Regions from separate parts of the Homo sapiens genome. Here region 2 is linked to region 1. A link is a contact called in ENCODE Hi-C or POLR2A ChIA-PET data. All regions are on one chromosome and are shown on one strand. The core of a region is the stretch at or near the end of the contact, and the rest is flanking DNA. Distances in the headings are between cores, read along the strand shown. Region 1 overlaps APLP2 (amyloid beta precursor like protein 2). Region 2 holds the start of IGSF9B (immunoglobulin superfamily member 9B).

Evidence for each region. A loop is a pair of places that touch in the nucleus more often than their neighbours do. ChIA-PET counts read pairs that join two places held with the same protein, here RNA polymerase II (POLR2A). Pooled maps may share reads with other maps.
Region 2: a loop to region 1 is called in a map of ascending aorta, with 5 times the contacts of the local background. The contact joins the promoter of IGSF9B here to the enhancer-like site in region 1. A Hi-C loop is called at or near these places in 1 of 168 maps with a recorded cell type or tissue (ascending aorta) and 3 of 50 pooled maps. POLR2A ChIA-PET finds 5 or more read pairs at or near these places in 1 of 52 experiments (activated B cell).

The regions. Positions count from the first base shown.
Region 1 is chr11:130,122,792-130,125,491 of GRCh38, forward strand. It overlaps APLP2 (amyloid beta precursor like protein 2), which reads left to right. Exons shown (of 17, transcript NM_001142276.2): 7 at 821-988. Among named protein-coding and RNA genes, the nearest start is that of ST14, 36 kb to the right of the region's middle. RefSeq lists enhancers at 433-934, 935-1,434. Within about 2 kb of position 1,405, at least 18 of the 41 ENCODE cell types and tissues checked have a DNase peak (open chromatin) inside an H3K27ac peak, as active enhancers do; they include ascending aorta, where a contact is called at or near this core.
Region 2 is chr11:133,955,650-133,958,349 of GRCh38, forward strand. It overlaps IGSF9B (immunoglobulin superfamily member 9B), which reads right to left and starts at 1,319. Exons shown (of 20, transcript NM_001277285.4): 1 at 1,042-1,319. The coding sequence starts at 1,105. RefSeq lists a silencer at 1,148-1,497.

The DNA of each region.
Region 1 (2,700 bases), core at 155-2,654:
ATTCATCCTAAAATGTTCCCTCCCCAAGGGGAGCTCCCCTCTTCGATACCACTCAAGTTCTGGCCTCCTAGAATAGAAATGGTTTTCTTGGTTTTTCTTTTCCTGCTTGTCTTCTAATCTGTAGGCTGCCCTATTTGTCCAGATGTTTTAGTTGGGAGGGTGAAATTTATTGACCTGCTGGTAACAGATTGGGGCCTGCAGTTTTTTTTTTTTCTCATCTTGCCAATTAAAACACGAAAAGGTTGCAGTAGTTCCAGAGCCATTAACATGCAGCCTCCTGCTGATCGTATATTTGAAACCAATTAAGATGCGAAGAATTATTTAGGACCCAAGTTGGGGGAAATTACTTAACCAGTTGAGAAGTTTGTGATTTGCCTTAGAGAACATAAAAGTGGGAAACAATTGTCCGTTCTAGGTGCTTGTCTTTACTACGGGTATCACCACTTAAAGCAGCCTTTCCACTCACACTGTCTCCTGAATAGACAAACTAGGCAGATACCTCCACTGAACAGATCAGAAATGTGAGGCTCTCGCAGCTGTGAGACAAAGGAATTGCTCTACGTCAATCTAAACTCAGATCTAGACTCCAGAGGGTGCCAAAAAAATATTTATCCCAGTTCCTAAATGTCTCTACTCTGTGGGGAAGCAACTTGTCCTCAGCAAGGCTGGCCTGAGCTGGAGCTTTCGGCCACCGGGCCTCCAGGCTCCGTCCAGTCTCAGGCCTCCCCCAGCCCATCCCCCAGCTCGCCAGCCTGTAGCATTTTGAAGCATTTGACGTCACTGCCTCTGTCCTGCTGACACTCTGACCATTTTCACACAGCTGTCTGCTCCCAGGAGGCGATGACGGGGCCCTGCCGGGCCGTGATGCCTCGTTGGTACTTCGACCTCTCCAAGGGAAAGTGCGTGCGCTTTATATATGGTGGCTGCGGCGGCAACAGGAACAATTTTGAGTCTGAGGATTATTGTATGGCTGTGTGTAAAGCGATGAGTAAGTCCTGCCTCGCGCTGGTCCCGTGCGGCAGCACCGTCCTGTCTGGCGTCCGTCTCCCTGCCGTCTTCGTGGCTGCATCTGTGTGGTGTCCCTGCCCACTCGGGTGTTTGCTGTCGGTCGTCTTCCCCTCATCTTTGTGCTTTCTAGATCTAGGCTTTGCTCTCCTGCCGGCAGTGGTAAGCTCAGTTCTCGTGTCCTGTGCTCACCGTGTGTCTGGTGGTGCTTGGTGGTGATGGTGCGTACCCACCTTGGTATAGCGGGCAGCACAGCCAGGGGCTTGTTCTTTCTTGTCTGGCTTTGGAGTCTGCAGGTCCCCAGGCCACTGTAGTATTGGTGGGGAAGGCAGCTGTCCCCTGGGCTGGCTCTAGCTTAGAGGCACTGAACATTCCTGTCTTTGAACTGCCCTGTCACTGACCCCTGTGATGCATGCCAGCTCATGGGGCGCCTCCTCTCGAAAGGAGTGACAGTGAAGTACTTTGGGCAGTCTAGAATATTGAAATATCTTGCATAATGCACTCTAGAGAGAGCTAGCAGCCAAGTGGTAGTGACTCACTCTGTTTCTTCAATATTTTGCAACCGGGTCACACAGCTTTAGGAAGTGAGAGGATTTCAGTTGGTGTGTGCTTTGGTGTGACAGGAAGGTCAGTGGTTCAGTTGAGTTGGGTTTATGCTGGACGTTGGTAGAAAGAGTTTCTACCAAGAGTTTTCCCTTTTCTCCATGGCTACTCCTTTTTCTCGTTAAGACCTTCAGTCTCTCACCTTGCAGCACTAACCTACACATTAGGAAAATCCTCAGGCCAGACAGTTTTTCTTGGTTCCTACTCTGGAATTTGTTGGAGTAATAATTTGCTATGAAGAATTTGGCTATAGCTTCTGACGGTTTTTCATTCACATGCCTTCATGTTCCCTCTTCCTTCCTTCTACCAAAAGATCTTTCAAATCTTAATGTAATATGGCAGTGCCTTGAGTGCTTCCCTTCCAGCTCCAGGAAAGCTGTTTTTATTCGGTAACAGTTGAAAGGTGAAAGAAAAGGAGGCCTTAGGGAACCTTGGTGAATAAACTTTGCGTTTTCAGGAAAGATTTAGAAATAGAAATTATTGTGATACTTACTGCTTTGTAAAACTTGGACTGAAGCCTGAGGAATCCCACTGAGTGTGGAGGTGGTGATCTCTACCCGAAGGGTCAGCTGGGTGGTGCTGTGAGACATGATGGAGTGGCAGGTCTGTAAAACTCCCGTTTGCTGTGGCTTGGATGAGATTTGCCTCGGAGAAGCTTTGTGTTCATGTTCTTGTGGGGCCTCTGCCTGGAGGGCTTTGCAGGTTGAGAAGCATCAAGTTTACTTCCAGTGGGAGCGTTTTTGTTCTTCTTTGAAGGGGCTGAGGCTGGCGGATGTGCCGGCTTCATGAGTGGGTGATTCCACAGGGACCGAGGGTGTCTTCAGAAAAAAGCATTTCGGCCCGCTGTCCTCTCCACTCTGGTCCCAGGGAGGCTGGAAGCAGCCTGTGTTTGCTGTTCCCTTTTTCCAGTCCAGCAATGTGAACCAAAGGCTCCGTCTCCAGCGCTCAGGCCTTTATAGCACAGGCATGTGTCACTGATCCGCATGATGGACTGCAGTGCTTGAAATTCTCCTCCACTGAACTTGCGAGTGTCTTGGGGAATGGCATTTACCAAGTTATCGATTCTAATTTAGTTAATCTGAAAGTGGGATA
Region 2 (2,700 bases), core at 69-2,568, 3.8 Mb after region 1:
CTCACAGTCCTGGCACCCTCCAGGCTCCGCTCCCACTTCCATACAAGGGCCGAGAGCCGGGGGTGCCACCCAGAGGCTTGTAGGTCGCTCTGCCCATCTCCAAAGCAAAAGCCCGCGCGCTCACGCACGCATCACCCAACTCGGTGGCTCCCCCCTTGCGTCTCCCCCAGCTCAGACCCAGGAAAGCGGAAAGAGAAAATCCCCCCTCCGCTCGGATTCACAGCGTGGGGACCCCCCCTTCCCCGCCCCTCCCCTCCCCCGCCGCCGCCCCCAGCCAGCTCTGCCTCGCAGCCTGGGGAGGGCGGCGTGGGGCCCGCGCGGCTGCGGCGCGCTCCCGGGGAACTTTTGCCTGGCCGGGGCCCAGGTGCGGCTGAGAGGCGCGGGGGCCGGCGGGGTCCAGCCAAAAGCGGACACACCTCGAAGCTGGCCTCATCAATCCTCCTCTCACCGGGCGCCCCTGCTAGGGGGATCCGACCTCCAGCTGCCAAGATGTGTGGGCAGGAGGGGCGCGAGCGGAGCGATGGACGCCCGCAGGGCCGCGCGAACCCGGGGCCTTAGACGCGGGTGCCGCCAGTCCCAGGGATCCTCCGGGTCGCGCCTCCCTGCAGGCGCTCCTCGCGGCGCGGGGCTCTAGCGTGCTGCAGCCTGCCCGGAGACCGCAAACTCCCGCAGCCAGAGTTTCCCGCAGCTCTGGGAGGCGGCCGCCGGGCAGGAGGCGACGGGCTAGGCGCGCCGGTGTGCACCGTGGGGCCCGTGGTGGGCGAAGTCGACCCAGGTTCCACTGCGTCCTTTCCCCGAGTGCCCGGCAGCCCGTGGGCTCTGGCCCCTTCCCGCCCGCCCCTCCAGCCCACGGCCCCCAGGCCCTCCCCGGCAATGCTCCCGGGCCGCCTGGCCCGCGTCGGAGCCCAAGCCTCACCCGCGGGAAGGCGCGCCGGGGAGCTGGGGAACCGGGGGGCCAAGGAGCCGGGAAACCGAGGGGCCGGGCGCGAGGGGCCGAGGGCGCCGGGAGGGGCAGGGGAGGGACGCCGCACTTCAACTCACCTTCAGCCGCAAGCCCTCGGGTGCCGATCACACTTGCTATGAAAGTGGCCACATACCAAATCATAGTACTACCGCGCCAGCCCGGAGCCTCATCCTATCGCAAAGTGCTCCCGCGCCCGCACGCGCCTCGCGCCCGAGCGCCCGCCTCGCGCCCGCCTCGCGCCGCCTACGCCCCGCGCCGGTGCTCCTGCAGCCCGGGTGGCCAGCTCTCCATCCCTCCTAGGCTCCGCTCGGCTCGGCGCGCGCCTCCCCGGCCCCGGCGCAGCGGCACCTGCACTACTCGCCCGGGCGGAGCGCAGCCAGGTCCACGGTGAAGCCTAGCCGGGCCGGGCCTCCGGAACCGCCCCCGCCGCCCGCCTATTGGGCGCCGCCCGCAAGCCGGGGGTCCGATTGGCTCAGCCTTCCGCCCGTCGCGGCGCGAAGGAGGCGAGCCCATTTCAAGGTGCGTTGAAGTGTGGCGAGCACAGAGCCGCAGAATCATGCGCATTGCCGGGGAGAAGGTGGTATAGCGTCTCTGCCCGCTTCTCTCTCGGCTCACACTGCGTGGCAAGTTTCTGGTGAGGGAAATGGTAGCTTCTAACGGGACCCTGGCGGGTCTCAATTACCCCGGACAGGTCTGAGGGAAGTGGAGCCCCCGCCCACTCATGGAACCCAACATCCGGTTTCCATCCGGCAAAAAGCAGTTCCCGAGAGGACCATGCTGATTCTATGATGGGGAAACCCAGGAGCCGGCGGCCCGGGAGAGCCGGGGAACGTCCTTCGCCGGAGATCTTTTCAAAGAGGTCACGCGCCGCCTCCCCACCCCGTCTCCCTCCGCACCCAGACACGTCCCCAGAGCAGCGCACCACCCCCTCCAAACGTGATGCAGACCGGGGGATGACTAAAATGACCTCTCAAAGTCGCTAAGATTTAGAGTGAGTCATTGGCTCAGCTGCGAAGTGCCACAGACCCCTCAGGAACACTCGTGCACACACACTCCACCCCCAGTGCTGGTCACTGCTGCTCATCATTACTGAATCCCGACTCCAAGCAGTCAAAGTTGGGTCTTTTTCCCACTTCTCCTGATAAAGGCTGCTTCCTCACGCACATGGTTCCTCCCCTCTCCACCTTACTCGGAGCCCAGCCCCGACTCGGCCGCATGAAACCAAGATGGGTTTGGGGGAAGCTTTAGGAGTCTGGGATGGAGGAGACCCAGGGAAAGGGAAGGAGCTTCTCATCCTACAGAGGAATGTAAATAGGAAACTGGAAGGTCTTCGTATGTTCCAGTCTCCCTACCCTAGCCTGTCTGCTTCCCCTCCCCCAATACAGTTGTATTTGCAGAAGAAATAAATGAGTGTCATGGAAACATCTACTACAAACAATCACCTCACACCAGCGCTCAGAGGCTGCAGTGAAGATGTTTGTTCTTTCAAGGAGTGAAGGCAGTGGTAAGAATCACACCGCTCCCTGGGATGGGCTGTTGGCCAAGGAAGGAAGGCAGAGGGTCAGCGAGCGAGAGCTCAGGAATTTCATCCTCTCAAAGCACTCGTTAGCCACAAAGCCCTGGCTCCAGGACATGAAGCTCCCAAAACAACAAGAAGGAGACTTGCTTCTGGGAAAGCGTGCACACAGGTACACACACATGCACAAAAAGTGGCCTTGAACACCGGAGGTGGAGCA